3 separate regions of the Mus musculus genome follow, and regions 2 and 3 are each linked to region 1. A link is a loop called in an ENCODE intact Hi-C map of the cell type or tissue named here. Cell type or tissue: heart. All regions are shown on one strand.

Region 1 (5,000 bases):
GCCTTATCCAGGTCATTGAGGCAGAGGCTCCTCCGGCAGTGTGCAAGAGGCCCTGGGTTCAATCTCCAACAGCACACAGATGTTTTCTACATTTCCTGCCTTCAAAGTGCCTACTGTTTAGTTAGGAAACCACCAACTCTCCCTTCCCCTACCCCAATCCAGGATTCAAGGGTTAAATGGTAAAACTGGACAAAGACACAAGAATAAAGGGAGGCCCTCGTATGTTTGAGCTTTTAAGTGTGTTGTGTTTCAGTCTTAGGAATCTCAGAGATCTGAAAAGCCCTGAAGAAATTTTATGAAGAAGGTACACAAATGATAGGTTTGTAAACAGTAAGAAGCAGATACCTGAAGAGAGTCTTGGAGAGAGTAGAGTCTGGGGGACTGGGAGAAGGCTCAACTGGTAAAGGCCGTTGTCAGAAAGCCGAGTTTGATCTCTGGGATGAACCCACAGAGGGATCAAACTGAATCCACAAGTTGTCCTGTGACCCCCACAAACCCCCAACTGGCCCATTATGTGCACATACAGTAATAGTACATTTAAAAGAATGGAGTCTCGCTGTCTGATTCAGGGATGGAGTGGGGTGAACCAGGTGGGAAGGGGAAGCCATCATCAGATTATCTGCTGTAGAAGGTATGGTTCCAGCACTACAAGCACCGTTTTCATTAGAATACTTGTAAGAAATCTCTTGACTGTTGAAGGAAGGGATGGGGGAGCCAATAGTACCTTACGTGAGATTCCAGCTGCTCTCTTCTACACTCGGAGCCAGTGGTATGTGATTTGGCCCTAACTGCCTGTGGCTGTGTATATAAAATGTGGACTCCCAGTTAAAAGTGGGGCTCCATTTGTAGAGCTGTGAGGAAATCTTCATCCATGTAAGGGTACATGACTGCTTTAGGGTCACCCACACTCCAGTAAGTAACCCCTCACCCGTGTTCTGTGTAAGTCCAGTAACCACATTGGTTCTCCAAGATGGACTTTGATGAAACGGAACTCTGTGGTTGGAGCCCTGCAAGGAGGGTGTCTGTTTACAGTCTTCCCAAGGAAAGAGCTCAACCAGCAGTACTCTAGAGGAAACTAAACATTGTTCTTAGAAAAGCAAGGTCCATAGCAGTCTTCAAAACCAGACTACCAACTCAGCCTAATAGCACATGCCAGGATCCTGGCACCTGGAGGCCGAGGCAGGAGAACTGTGGCCTAGCCTACCAGTGAGACACTTAAAAAAAAAAAAAAAAAAAAAAGGAAAAAAAAAATCAAACCACCAATAGTAGACTTAACAGTCAGATGTTTCCCTGTGACACCGGCACTCTGAAAGGCAGAGGGAGACAGATCTTTGCTTTGTAGACATGACAAGCTTGGTCTAGTTAGCAAGTTCCAGGCCAACCTGGGTTACATATTGAGACCCTGTCTCAAAAACTAACCCACCCACCCATCCACCAACCAATACAACTACAATAACAGAACCTAAGCTGCCAGAGGCCAGTGTTTCCCCCTCTTTTCCCCTCTCCCTCTTTTCAACCCTTTAAAGCAGGAACCTGATTGGTCAGTCAGGGACATTCTCTTTGGGTGATGGAAGTGCACATAAGTACTCCAGAACCTGAGATCTTTCCTCTGGGAAGGTTGGATGGGTTGGGTAAAATTGAATCAGATTTAGCAGCAGGAATATTCCAGCTTTTGGCAACCATGTCTGGTCCTCCGATTTGCCCCAAGCTTAAGGAGACTGGGTCGCCATTAAAAGGCATTTTCCAAAGGGGCCCCTGTCTTGCCATCTTACGGTTGTCTATTGATTGCATGTAGCTCTTAATCAACATAGATGGGGAATTAACAATGAGGGTGCGAAGACACAAGGCTCAGCGGGGCCCGAGATCCAGAAGTGCACGAAAGGATCTCAGAAAGCACTAGCTTCCGCGCTGGGGGCTCTGCAGCTCTGAGCCTCAGGGTCCATTGGCCTGCCTGGATTTGGGGGATAAACCCTCGCGCAGCCCGGGCCCTCCACGCTGGCAGCCAGCAGATGGCTCTCGGGCTCTCTCAACTGCACGGTCTATCCCTCTCCAGACGCAAGCGTCTGCTGCACCGAAGCGAGGCTGCGAGGAGGGGCGCCGAGCCCGGCGCCGCCGCAGCAGTCAAGGCAGCAGCCACCGCAGCCAAGCACCGCGTCGGTCCCCGGGCTGTGCCCCGCGCCGGGCACCGTGCGCCCAGGCCCGGAGGCCGGCCGGGGACCCGTGCGGAGGCCGCTCTCGCGAGGCGGGGAGGAGACGCAGGGGGACCAGGAGGAGGAGCAGGAGAGGGTGAAGGAGAGGAGGAGGAGCGGGAGAAGGGGAAGGAGGAGAGCAGAGCCGGCCCGCCCCTGCCCAGCCCAGCCCGCAGGAGGCCGAGACCAGCCAGGCGGCCCAACCCTCGCCTTCCGCTTCACCTACGCCCAAGGTGCGGCGCAGAGGCCGGGCTGCGCGGCGCCCGCCCGGGAAGAAGCCGGTGTTGCAGCCGCCTTGCGTTCGGCCCCTGAAGCAGCGAGCCGAGAGGGAGGCATGTAGCGACGGCCGCAGAGCCAGCTCGGATTTTCAACTCTTAGGATTTTTTTTTTTTTTTTTTTTTTTTTTTTTTGGTACTGCGGGCGCGCGGCAACCTTGGATCAACGCCCCGCTGCTCCGGCCGGCCCACTCTTTCCTTGCAAGCTGCGGCTTCCTCGCGGAAACATTAAAGGGTCTGAAGAAGGGCGCGGGGCCGAGAGTCAGAGAGTGGGACCCGGGATCTCCCCGCGCCCAGTGGGGCAACCATGACCGACGAGAGCTCCGATGTCCCCCGGGAGTTAATGGGTAAGCTTGGCGCGGGGGCCGACTGGCCATCTTTCTCTGCGCACACCTCCTTTCCGCCTCCCTTCCCATCTCCGTCCTCTCGCAGTCTCCGCGCTCTCCTGCGCAAGTGGCGTGGGGCAGGGTCGCCGGGGGAGGGGGCGGGGTGGGGGGAGAGGCTAGAAGTTTGCTGGCCCGATGGCCGCAGGAACTGGGTGCAGAGAGAGAAGAAGGAGTGGAGAGGAATCTGGAGCCCTGGGGGACTCCACGCAGATCTCCCTGCTCAGCCCCACCAGGTGAGTCAGGTTGGCGGAAGATGGAGCTGGAGGGGCGTCCCTTCCAGTGGCCAACTCCCTGGTCCCAAACTCTGGAAAGTCTGGTAAAGCCTAGCAAGGAGGATGCCTGGCGACTGTAGGTTCCCTCGGGCTCATGTCAGGCACCCTCCAGGAAATTCCCGTTTGGGGCTGCCCCTCTTACTGACGGCCTCAGGGATGGAGGCGCCCGTCCAGCGTCAGGACCCAGCCTGACAAGGCGTGGCTTTGAGGATTGAGTTGGAAGCTAGAGGGTTACCCGGCCGATGCCTTCTCAGTCCAGGAAATGGAGGGTTAATGATAAACGCCTCATTTTAATAATGATTAACCTGCCGACCACCTTCAGTCTCTTTGGGAACACGTGTGTTACCCTGTGCCAGGTGACTGGTTTGCTTGAGGCCCTTATTGGGGGAGGGGGTGTCTTCTTTTGGAGCAGAGGGCAGAGAGAGCATTGCTTGGAATTTAAGTCCTGGAGCTTAGCTTTATCTGGAAAGGTTAAATGGCAGAAGACAAATGGGCTAGGAGCGCTGGAAACCAGCGCTTATGCTCGTGTGGAGTGCGTTGACTTGCACTAAGGTGAATATGACTTTATGGACGTACTTTGAGCTCCAGTGACTGGTATTCCCTGAGGAATACTGGGCACACACTTGATGTTCCCTGGATTCCCTGGGCGCTGACAAGGAGGGAACGTTCTCACCGATTCACCATAGTCTGGAATTTGCCCCTCTGCTGTCCACCCAGCATTGATACTTGAGAGGGCATGGTGTGCCCCCGCAAAGCTGCTCACTCTGCAGGTAAAACTTGGCGGGAAGAAGCTGTTGCCCGTTTTGTATGGAACTCTGCCTTTGTTGAACTGAAAACATGCCAACACACACACACACACACACACACACACACACGAAGTAAGGTATTTGTGCACACCCCCTACTTTGTCTCCTCAATTTCGAGACTCTTTCTGAGACATTATCGAGTGGCCCATCCGGTTCTGGGTGTTTCCAACACCCTGCCTGAACACGAAACTAACGCTGGAGGCTCCAAAGATGCCTCCAAGGGTGGCAGATTTCTAGAAAATCATGTAGCATTGTCCTGGGACCTGAAGTTTAGGTGATTTGGACTCCAGATAAAGTGTAAACGGTGAAATAAAAAGATGCTGCTGTTTATCAGCGGTTCTCAGTACTTAAGTATGTTTAAAAGGTGAATTTGACCCCTCTTTTGAAAGGAACTTTTGTGTTGAGTCAGTATTGTATATTGGTGATTTTGGAAGGATGGTGGCTCGAAGGACCCTTCTCCAGCTAACCATTTGGTGTATTCTCTTCATTGCCCTTCTGTGGTTTGTCTAATAGCATTTTCCTAGGCCTCTGTGTTGTCTGGTTAGGCTTTGGTGGTGGTGGGGTTCACCGATGTTGCTGGTTCCAGGAGCTCACAAGCATTTTAGCTGATCAGTTAAAACAGACTGCAAAGGCCTCGCTGCCTTTTCCTAAACTTCTCCTTTAAGGCCTGTAAGCTGTGTATGACATATCTTTCTATTAAAGGTTTTGTTGTTGTTTTGTTTTTTGTTTTAAAGACAAGGATTCTTGTAGCCCAAGATAGGTGCCGACTCACTAGATGAGTCTGACCTTAAGCTATTCTCACTCTCCCTCCTGCCTCAGTCTCCTGAATGCTGGTTTACATGTGTGCGCTGCCCTTAGGCTTTTATGGAATAGTTTTAAATACAGAAATCAGAGGGTGTGTGTGTGTGTGTGTGTGTGTGTGTGTGTGACAGTGGCCCAGGCTTTTAGTCCTAGCACTGGAGAGGCAGAAGCTAGGGGAACCTCTGTGAGCTCAAGGCTAGCATGGTCTACATACTGACTTCTAGGCCAGCCAAGACTACATAGAGAGACCTATGTCTCAACAAACAACAGA
Region 2 (5,000 bases), 490 kb after region 1:
GTCCCTGCACCTTAAACTATATGTATGTATCAGGCCAGTAAAATTAATGGTCCTTAGGACCAACGACACCTCTTTAGGGCAGAATGAGTCCACAATTTGACTTATTCACTAAGACCAGTGGTGAATGTAACAGAGCCCCCAGGCCTTAGCACATCTGACTCCATAATAAAAGTACCATTCAGGTTATAAAACTCAACACATAGACAGCACCAACTGCCAAAAGGAACACAAAGGCCTAATCCATCAATGTCCATAGTTGTAGGAAAAAACCCTTTAAATGTACTAACCTTGCTTTTTGGCCTCTGCAGTTCCACTTCTGGCTAACTGTTCTTGTCAACTGAAGTATGTCAACCCAGGACATGTTTTTTGTGCTTACAAGCCCACCTTGGAGAAGGCTCAGGTCTATACTGGAATCCCAAACATCTAATGTAGTTGCTGGCTGGCTAATAAAGGACTTTCTGTTGGCTCACCCCATGTCTGAGCAGTCTTCTCTTATGAAGACCTCCATAAAACTAAGAGTCCTGGTAAGGAAAGAGCAGCACATGGCCTGTGAAGCCCCATTGACTTCTGCCACCAATACACCTTGGAGATGAAGCAGAGTGTCTGCTGGGGACTAAATATGGTGTTAGGAAGACAGTGGGAGAAGAGCCGGATCTGAAGAACTACCTGGATTGGAGTAAGGGACCATTCATTCTTTTTTGGTTTCATTATTCCCTCTTCTGGACTTAAGGAAGCTCACCATCCACAGATGAGCACAGAAGTATGTGGGTGTGTTTTCTTTTTCTCTTTGGTGGTTTGAATGATAATGGTCCTTATAGGCTCATATGTTTGAATGCTTGGTGAAACTATTTTAGAAGGATTAGGAGGTGTGGTATTATTGGAGGAGGTGTGTCACCGGGGGTGGGCTTTGAGGTTTTAAAAGCCCAAGCTCTTCCAGTTGGCTCTCTTTCTGCTACTTGGTTATTGTCTCAATATGCAAGCTCACAGCTACTGCTCCAGGCTGAAGCGAAATAAAAAATAAATACATAATACTACCTGTCTGTTAAAATGTTCCCAGGATACCAAATATGGATTCCAACCCTCTAGGACCATGAGCCCCAAATTAAACACCTTTTTTTATGAGTTGCCTTGGTCATGGATTTAATTAACTTCATGCTGCTACAGCTTCCCAGGCCTATGTGTTTGACCAAAGCCGAGCAGAAGAGCACAGAGACCAAACACACACACACACACACACACACACACACACACACACACACACAAAACCCAACATTCAACACACATCTTGAAATCACAGTTTCCCTGACTTTAGATGTCTTATCACTAAAATACTAAAATTTTAGGGATGTGGTTGCTTGAGAATTAGAATGAAAGAGAAAAAGAAAAAGAGAAAAAAATTACAGCCATCTCTCTCTGTCTCTCTGTGTGTTTCTGCCTCTGTCTTTCTACACACACACACATACCCCAAGCCTATCTGTATTTCTCTGCCTACTTGGAGATAGAGGGCTGTCTGGCTCCCAACTCTCACCCTAAACAGCCACAGTCCTTAAGAAATGAACTATGGGTAGAATGCCACTAAGGACCCAAAATAGTTATAGAAGAAATCTGAATGATAGTTCAAAACAGTTAAGAGCTGACCTGCCAAGGAGTCTTGATGGGGTGATAAAACCTGACTCTAATGAGGTTGATGACTTGCTAAAGCAAATGAAATTCATAGGAATTAAATAAGAAGCAAGGCTCCCATGAGGTGACATTTAAACCCACCAAGGGAGCCAGGGATATATTATAACTTAGTTGGTAGAATGTCTGCTGAGCATGTATGAGCCTCCCTACTTGACCACCAGAATCACAAACATTGGATGTAGTGATGCCCCCTGTATTTCCAGCACGCAAGAGGTGGATGCAAACAATCAAAAGTTCAAGGTTATTATCTGCTACATAGTGAGTGTCAACTTGGACAACCTGAGATACTGTCTCTAAAAACTAAAATCGATCAACCAGTCAATAAAGTCATAATTATGCATGGTAGTTCATACCTATAATCTCAACACTCAGCACTTGAGATGCTGAGGCAGGAGGATTTCCATAAGTTTGCAGCCAGCCTGGGCTACATAGTGAACTCCAAGATAGCTTATCTAATCAGATCTTATCTAAGTTGGGGGGCTTTGGAGGGGGGGAGAAAGAATTTTGTTGTTCTGAATGAAAATTAATATTATTGCCAAGTGTGTTGTTGCATGCCTTTAATCCCAGCACTCGGGGTGGAGTCAGGTCCATGGAGCTCTATGAGTTCACACAGCCAGCTTGGTCTACAAAGCTAGTTCCAGGCCAGAGTGAGACCCTATCTCGAAGAAAACCAAAAAGCAACAACAAAGAAAAACACCAAAAACATCGCTGGCTTAAATTGTTTAAAATCTTTTGTAAGAACAAGATGACTTTTACCTTTATTTGATCTTGGACCAAGAAGTATTTACATTTTATTAAAGCCAAAGCTGTGTTATCACAGCCACCAAAAATACAAGACTGCCACCTACTGGTCAGCATGTTAGCTAACAGCATGGTGAACCACACAAAGCTTGCTTTCTCTTATGTGCCTCTGGTGTAGATTATGAAAACTATGAAAGAAAGATGGAATAAAAATGGAGAAACATGGTTATTGAATTCTCTAGGAAACTGAAAAATAGATTCTAAAAATTCATCCAAAGTGTATTTTTAATTGTACAAGAAAATGGTATAAAATTCTTTTTCAATCTCCATGCCTCTTTTCCAAAATAGGAATAAAGCATGGATATCAACAACCACTATGTATGTACATACATACGTATGTATGTATGTATGTATGTATGTACATATGTACGTATGTATGTATGATGTATGTATGTATGTGTACACACACACACACACACACACACACAACACACACGTATGATTTCTTTATTAGTATGGCTTATAGGCTGTGGCCCAGCTAGTCAACTATGATTGCCAACCAAAAGAAAGTCCAAAAATCCAGAATTGTTCAATACACGAAGCTGAATATCTCAGTTGTTCTTCAGTATACATTGAAATCTAGAAGAAGTAGGCTCAACTGCCAGGGAAAGAATGGACATGCCAGAGAGACCTGAGACAAGCAGGGAGAGAGAGAGAGAGAGAGAGAGAGAGAGAGAGAGAGAGAGAGAGAGAACTTTCCCTACCATGTCCTTTATATAGGCTTCCAGCAGATGTGGCCCAAAGTGGATCTTCTTCTGGAGAGATGGCTCAGTGGTTAAAAGCAATGGCTGCTCTTCCAGAGGTCCCGAGTTCAATTCCTAGCACCCACATGGTGGCTCACAAACATTTGTAATGGGATCTGATGCCCTCTTCTGGTGTGTCTGAAGACAGTGACAGTGTATTCAAATATATAAAAATAAATAAATCTTTTTTAAAAGTTTGCAAAAGAGATAAAAGTGGTCTTTCAACTTTTAATGATTTAATTTAGAAAAACATCCCTCACAGCTGTGCCCACTATAAACAGAAAACAATAATTACCTTCAAACACAGGGATCGTGCAATATGTTTTGAGTCATTCAATATTCAACACATTTGAAAGGGTTATTAATTCAATGCATATTTATTGAAAGTTCACTAAAAGAATTGGGATAGCAGTGAAGATAAAGTTTCTGCCTTGTGATATTTATGGGTTTTCTATGAGGCTACTTAAGGCATAGGGACTTACTTCTTTCATTGATTATTTATGGCAGGCAGGAACAAAGGAGAATATTGATAAACCTGGAAAAAGGGCCTCAGAGTATCCTGGAAGGAAGCCTTAGGGAAGGTGAAGATATGAGAGCCAGTAGTTACACTGTAAAACGATACAGCTCCAGCCTCATAGTCTAGGAAAACTCCCAGAATCTGGGGCTTTTCAATCAGATGAAGGGGAGGAGTAGGGGTAGAAGTAAGAGCTTCAAGGCCGTCCTCTTCAGACATCTTGATGGTCCAGAATCCAGACTCAGGCTCCTTCTTCATGTTAAAGCCCCTGTGCACATTCTCTACACAGACTCCCAAATCCCAACTGGTTGCATTCTCAACAGAGACTTCAAAGTAATATCTCCCCGAAGTAAAGCCCTCACAGCCCAGGACACAGGGTAAACCATAAAACCTCTTGGCTGAAGATCTTGCCTGAAGATCCCTGGGGCATCTTTTGTAAGTCACTAATCTTCCACCTTTAGTCAGAGCTAGGTCAAGGTGGGCTGTGCTGGGGTCCAGGATCACGCTGACTGTAAAAACAACCATAACCAGTCTTTTAAGAGTTACAAACGTAATACTTTACAAAGACAAAACTCTGATCAAATATGACTTAAGCATGTAAGTCTGTGCAAACCATATATAAAGTACCTATAAAAAGAAAATCACCATGCCTATTGTAAGCCATGAGGAGAGTTGAGTTAATGTTTGTCTGAGATATGGTACATATATGTCTAACAAACAGTGGCAATAATACCATCAATTCCCTTATCTCTATCACTGGCATCATGGTTCATTCAGACACGCCAAGGATTAGAACTCTTTAGAATTACTCTGGTTCCTGTTCTGCCCCAAATCATTCTGATTCAGAACTTTTATGACTGCTGACATTGATCATGGAGCATAAAGGAGTCCTTCCCCTCTTTGTTTATAATTACATTCTACCCAAACACTATCTCAAAAAAAAATCTCCACAAATAAACAGAAAGCACAAACAAAAACTATCACTAATGGAAAAGAGAAACAAAACAATTTCTCCAATATTGACTAGAGGTTTTTGAATTTAGTAATCATGGGCCAGAAGCTATAGGATATACCAGGCACTGAGTAACAGACAGAGCATGAAGCTTATTCACTGGGATAATAATGTCCCTTCATTATTGAGAAAAGTCCCTAAAATTATTTCCAGTATACTACATGCTGCTCAACTACTGTGGTACTTTGAGCGAGAATGGCCCCCATATACTCAGATATTTGAACGGTTTGCCCCCAGTTGGTGAGAC
Region 3 (5,000 bases), 170 kb after region 1:
TCATTTGTTTCTGAGAGTGGACGCTGAGCTTTGATGGTTTCTCTCGTTACAGGGGTGAACAGCCTTTGTCAGTCCCTCAGTGCCAACCCTCTGACTGCCTCTACCCTCACCCACCTGGACCTCTCAGGGAATGCCCTCCGCGGAGATGACCTCTCGGTAAGGTTTCCACTCGTCCAGCCCCTAGAGCGGCCATTTCAGAAAGCCTGCCATCATTTCTAACCCTGCTGTCCCAGCCCGTTCCTCTACCATCCTCTACAATCACATTAAATGCTAGTGAAGTGTCGGGAAAACTCCACAGGCTGCTTTAATTGAATCTGTCTGTCACCATAATTAAGTTGTTTTCTCACTTAATGATGCTGAGGTTCAAATCCTTTTTGGAAACGCTATTTCATCATTAAATAGTGTTGTTGGGATGCAGGTGCTGTTTGTTTTGAGAGAATGCGTCGGCCTGGAGCCCACTGTGGAGTCAGCCAGGCTGGCCTCCAGCTCACAGTACCTGTCCTAATTCATTCTCTCCAGTGAGTGCTGAGATTGAGGGTCCGAGCCTCAATCTTTTCTTTTTCTTATGTTTGTATTTTCTTGTTTGTTTATTTATGTTGCTGTTAAAAGAGGCCATTAGGATAACCCCAGTCATAGACTAGTCCATAAATAAGATAAGAGTAATCGGGAGCTACTCATGAGAGTTTGGTTGTGAAAGCAAAATAGGTATGTAGAGAGAGAGAAAGAGAAAAAGAATGAGAGACAGAGAGACAGAGATTGATTGATTGATTGATTGATTGATTGATTGATTGACTCTGGGGCCTGGAGAGATGGTTCAACAGTTAAGAGCACTGTCTGCTCTTCCAGAGGTCCTGAGCTCAATTCCCAGTAATCACATGGTGGCTCATAACATCTATACTGGGATCTGTGCCCCCTTCTGGAATCCAGGTATACATGCAGATAGAGCACTCATATGTAAAATAAATTTAAAAACAATCCCCTCAATTTTAACATGATGTTTTATGTCCATGAATAGCAATATAAATGTCTGATAGAACCTCGTGTTGTGGGGGGTTAGTTATGAACTCATTCTGTGGTAAATTGTCCCTTCTGGTCACTATGCAGTTTATAGTTTATGCAGTCACAGTTTAGGAGAAATCTCCCTTTGATAACAGGGCATGCAGATAGTGGGCATTTGGAAAGGGACTTTATTTGTATACTTCTGTCTTAGTGTTTCAATTGCTGTGACTAGACGCCGTGACCACAGCAACTCTTATAAAGGAAGACATTTAATTCAGGTTGGCTTACAGTTTCTGAGGTTTAGTCCTTTATCATCAAGGCATAAAACATGGTTTTGTACAAGTAAACATGGTACTGGACAAGGAGTTGAGAGTTCTACATCATGATCTGCAGGCAGCAGGTGACTGTTTCATATTGGCCAAAGCTTGATCATGTGAGATCTCAAAGCCTGCCCCCACAGTCTCACACTTTCTCCAACAAGGCCACACCTACTCCAACAAGGCCACACCTCTTAATAGTGCCACTCTGCAGGAGCCAAGCACTCAAACATTGAGTGTATGAGGGTCCACACCTATTCAAACCACAATGACTACTTCACAGAGATGAGAAACGTTGGAATTTATTCTCATTTATTTTGTTTTACTTTACCTATAAGGCAGGGTCAGTAAAGCTTTGTGTGTGTGTGTGTGTGTGTGTGTGTGTGTGTGTTTATTAAAGTCACTCCCCACACACACACATTTGAAGTCAATGAACAGAGCTTGTTTCCTGCTGTCTCTTGACTTCCCATTTTTCATCTCTAGTGTTCATGTCACTGATAATCCTTAAGCCCACTTCCTCCCAAGATAGAGCAAGAAGCTCCATGGGAAAGACCACAGCTTACATGAGGTGGGATACGGTACATTCCTAGTACTCAAGAGGCGGAGACAGGAGGATAGCCATGAGCTCGAGGTCAGCCTGGGCTACAAAGTGAGATCCAGGCAAACCTGAGTTACAGAATAAGACCCAGTCTCACAACATAAAATAGGGGCTGGAGAGATGGCTCAAGGGTTACGTGTGCTTACTAGTTTAGCAGAGGATATAGGTTTGCACACACACGGCAGCTCACAAGAACCTATAACACTAGTTCCGGGGGCTCTGATGCCCTCTTCTGATCTCTGTGGGTTCCTGTGTGTATGGATATGGTGCACATACATATGCTCATCTGCATACTCATAAAATAAATAAGTAAATATTTTAAAATAAAATAAATGAAACAAAAGCAAAGGCAAATAAAAAAGAGGCAGAGATTAAGTAATAAGACTGGAATAACAGTCTCCACACTTCCTGGTCAGAAGGTACAGCTTGTTCCGGTCACCTCTGGGTACAGTGGAGTGCAGTGGGGGCTGAGTGAACATGGGCTCCTAGCCAAGGACACAACACCAAGGCTCGAAAGTCCTCAGCAGGTGCACACACTCACCTGGCCTTGTGCTTTCTGGGACAGCCACAGGCAAAGAGCATCCTCACTACCTCAGGAAGAGTTCCCCCTGCTGGTGGAAGGAAGCAAAACCACAGCAAAATAAAATGCCTTAAGGAAGGTCATGGACCCAGAGCCTGAGGGATTCTGTGTAAATGAAGGCAGCGTGTTTCTGCTATCCCAGAAATCAGTCCTGGGCCCCTGGTTACTCCAAAGTATCTGCGGGCCAGTTTTATGTTCTTTCGAATTCCTTGCTGGCGAGGAATTTTCTGAAGTACCATAGAGTCACAGTGTAGCATTTCATGAGTGTTGACTGAGGAATGAGGCTCTGTCAGCATAGGCGTGCATGTTCTTTTAAGTAACTGGTGGCACCCAGTGAAGGTAGCCATCTGGGGCAGGGAACTTGGACTGTGCCATTGGAGAGCTCGGGCTCTTGTTCACACTGGGGAAATTAACGGACATCAGAGGGATTTATTTCATTGTTTCCATGCAGGGTTGTGGGGGTTCGGAACTTTTAGGCATTGTGACCCCAGACGAATATACTTACGCAGCACTTGAAGTTTGAGTCCTTTTGGCTTTGTTTTCCTAATACTTTGCTCAGGACGATCCTGTTAGATTTTAGAAGTCTCTAAAGATAAAGAAAACATTATTATGTTGGGGAGAAGAGAACACAGCCTGAGACCATCTGTGGCTCAAATTCAAATAGCACTTTTCTCAGCAGTGACTTAGGTCTTGATAGGGTGACTGCAATTCACAGGGTATTTTAGACTCAAGAGTTAAAGTTAACTAACAATGCTCAAATTACAGAATAAAAATCGAACTGGTCAAGAAATCAAAGCCGTGTGTAAAGGGGGGTGTATTGCAGTGACTCTCCTCTTGGCCATATTTATTTGCCTGTGTAACTTTACTTTAAGCAGCCTTTGGGTTTTTGCTCCTAGAGAAGGAGATAGAATAACAGAAACATCGGCAAACCTTTCTGAGAAACAGCCGAGAAGGTCCGGGGCATGCGAGTGACTGGGTTTTGAAGCCCAGACTTGCCTGTGTCTCTCTAGAACCTAACCTTCACTTACTTTTTGTTCCTTTGCAGCACATGTACAATTTTTTGGCCCAGCCCAACACCATTGTTCATCTGGATCTATCTAATACAGAATGTTCTCTGGAGATGGTAATGCCTCTTTCTACTCTGCCTCTCGGAATGCCTCTTTTGATGGGGTGGAGGCCTTTCTCTTTAGTGAAATGTTTTCATGGACCTAGAATTGTGCAAAAGCGCTAATGTCCCATTTCTTCCTCAGGTGTGTAGCGCTCTCCTCCGGGGTTGCCTTCAGTGTCTCGCTGTGCTCAATCTCTCCAGATCTGTCTTCTCTCACAGGTATGGCTGTCCCCTGCTACCACTGCGGCCTTAGAGTCTCTTCTTCTGAGAAGAGTTGTGAGGAACACAGAGTGATTAATGAACAGAGGAGTTGTTGTTGTTGTTGTTTGAGACAGAACCTCACACTACAGCCTGGCTTCAAACTCATGCCAATCTTCCTGCCTCCGCCTCCCTAGAGCTGGGATTACAGGTTTGTAGACCTCTGTAGCTGACTTGGAAAGTCAATGTTACATACGAAAGATAAATCTTAAATGAGTCTTAAATCATAGCTGTAAGTTTGAGGGCTTGAAAGTTTAAGATTTGTGCTGCAATGCAAGCTTTAAGGGGCTTGTCTCTAACTAGCCTGCTTATCTGAGCTCTGTGATAGTGTGTGGTTTCACATGCGTGGACAGGTACTCTGTCTACAGCTTCTTCTCAATGGTGAGGCTAGAAGTTCATATGAACAGCCTCAAGTGCAAAGAAGAATGGTCACCCTGGAGTTTGTGTCTGTAATTTGTAGGAGGTGAGGGCTAAGTACAGCAACTTAGTTCTCCCTCTAGAGTTATGCTTGCTGACACAGTACATTAGAAGCAGTAAGGATTCATAAACATTGTTCATGTTGCAGGGAGAGAGTGATGAGAGGCACTTGACTCCCCTCAGGTGCAGCGTTCATAGCCATCATGTGCGTTAGTCCAGTTCAATCCTCGTGTAGGATCATGAGCTCATGGCATCAATTGCATTGTGTCTGTTATACTCTTTAATGGTCTGGGGTACTGCCTAATAACAGTGCCTTCTCCATATTTCCTAGCCAGTCTTTTAAAAATCTTATATATTCAAGGGAATAACTTGACTTATTTAGAAAACTCAGTTTGGTGGCATGCTTTATTCTATTCTTTGCCTTGAAAATATGCCAATATGTTTCTAAATACTTTGGGTCCATTACTTCAAGAGTCTCCCATTTGGAAGCACATGTGCATAATCTCAGTTAGCAGAGGCAAGAGAGTTGGGAGTTCAAGGTGATCCTCAACTCACATAGTGCATTTGAGAACAGCCTTGATTACATAGGACTCTGTCTCAAACAAGCAAGCAAAACAAGATAGGGAGGGGGAGAGATGAGCCTTTACATATCAAAAACATGCTTCAGATTCCTCAGTAGAGTGTAGTTAGAGAATGTCAAGTCTGGCAGACAGCATGGTGAGA

The links. Peaks named below come from ENCODE experiments on the same cell type or tissue, not always from the same donor. Only the 100,000 strongest peaks of a DNase experiment are listed, where the experiment ranks them.
Region 2: a loop joins it to region 1, with 5 times the contacts of the local background. A loop is called at or near these places in 17 of 42 quality-filtered maps.
Region 3: it touches region 1 in a loop (7-fold over the local background); 24 of 42 quality-filtered maps call a loop at or near these places.

What each region holds. Positions count from the first base shown.
Region 1 is chr13:24,278,372-24,283,371 of GRCm38, reverse strand. It overlaps Carmil1 (capping protein regulator and myosin 1 linker 1), which reads left to right and starts at 2,582. Exons shown (of 38, transcript NM_026825.3): 1 at 2,582-2,811. The coding sequence starts at 2,772. In heart, a CTCF peak has its summit at 2,003 (motif pointing right); DNase peaks (open chromatin) are centred at 2,291 and 2,821; H3K4me3 peaks cover 2,180 bases; H3K27ac peaks cover 1,503 bases; H3K27me3 peaks cover 3,070 bases.
Region 2 is chr13:23,790,210-23,795,209 of GRCm38, reverse strand. It overlaps Trim38 (tripartite motif-containing 38), which reads right to left. Exons shown (of 6, transcript NM_001029935.2): 6 at 3,682-4,250. The coding sequence ends at 3,715. It overlaps Gm11337 (a long non-coding RNA gene), which reads left to right. Exons shown (of 3, transcript XR_873174.1): 3 at 309-808. Among named protein-coding and RNA genes, the nearest start is that of Trim38, 10 kb to the right of the region's middle. In heart, a CTCF peak has its summit at 2,533 (motif pointing left); no DNase peak of the experiment used is centred here; H3K27me3 peaks cover 236 bases.
Region 3 is chr13:24,110,631-24,115,630 of GRCm38, reverse strand. Carmil1 (capping protein regulator and myosin 1 linker 1) reads left to right here. Exons shown (of 38, transcript NM_026825.3): 13 at 53-156; 14 at 3,540-3,617; 15 at 3,745-3,821. Among named protein-coding and RNA genes, the nearest start is that of Gm33573, 67 kb to the left of the region's middle. In heart, a CTCF peak has its summit at 2,534 (motif pointing left); a DNase peak (open chromatin) is centred at 2,530; H3K27me3 peaks cover 2,714 bases.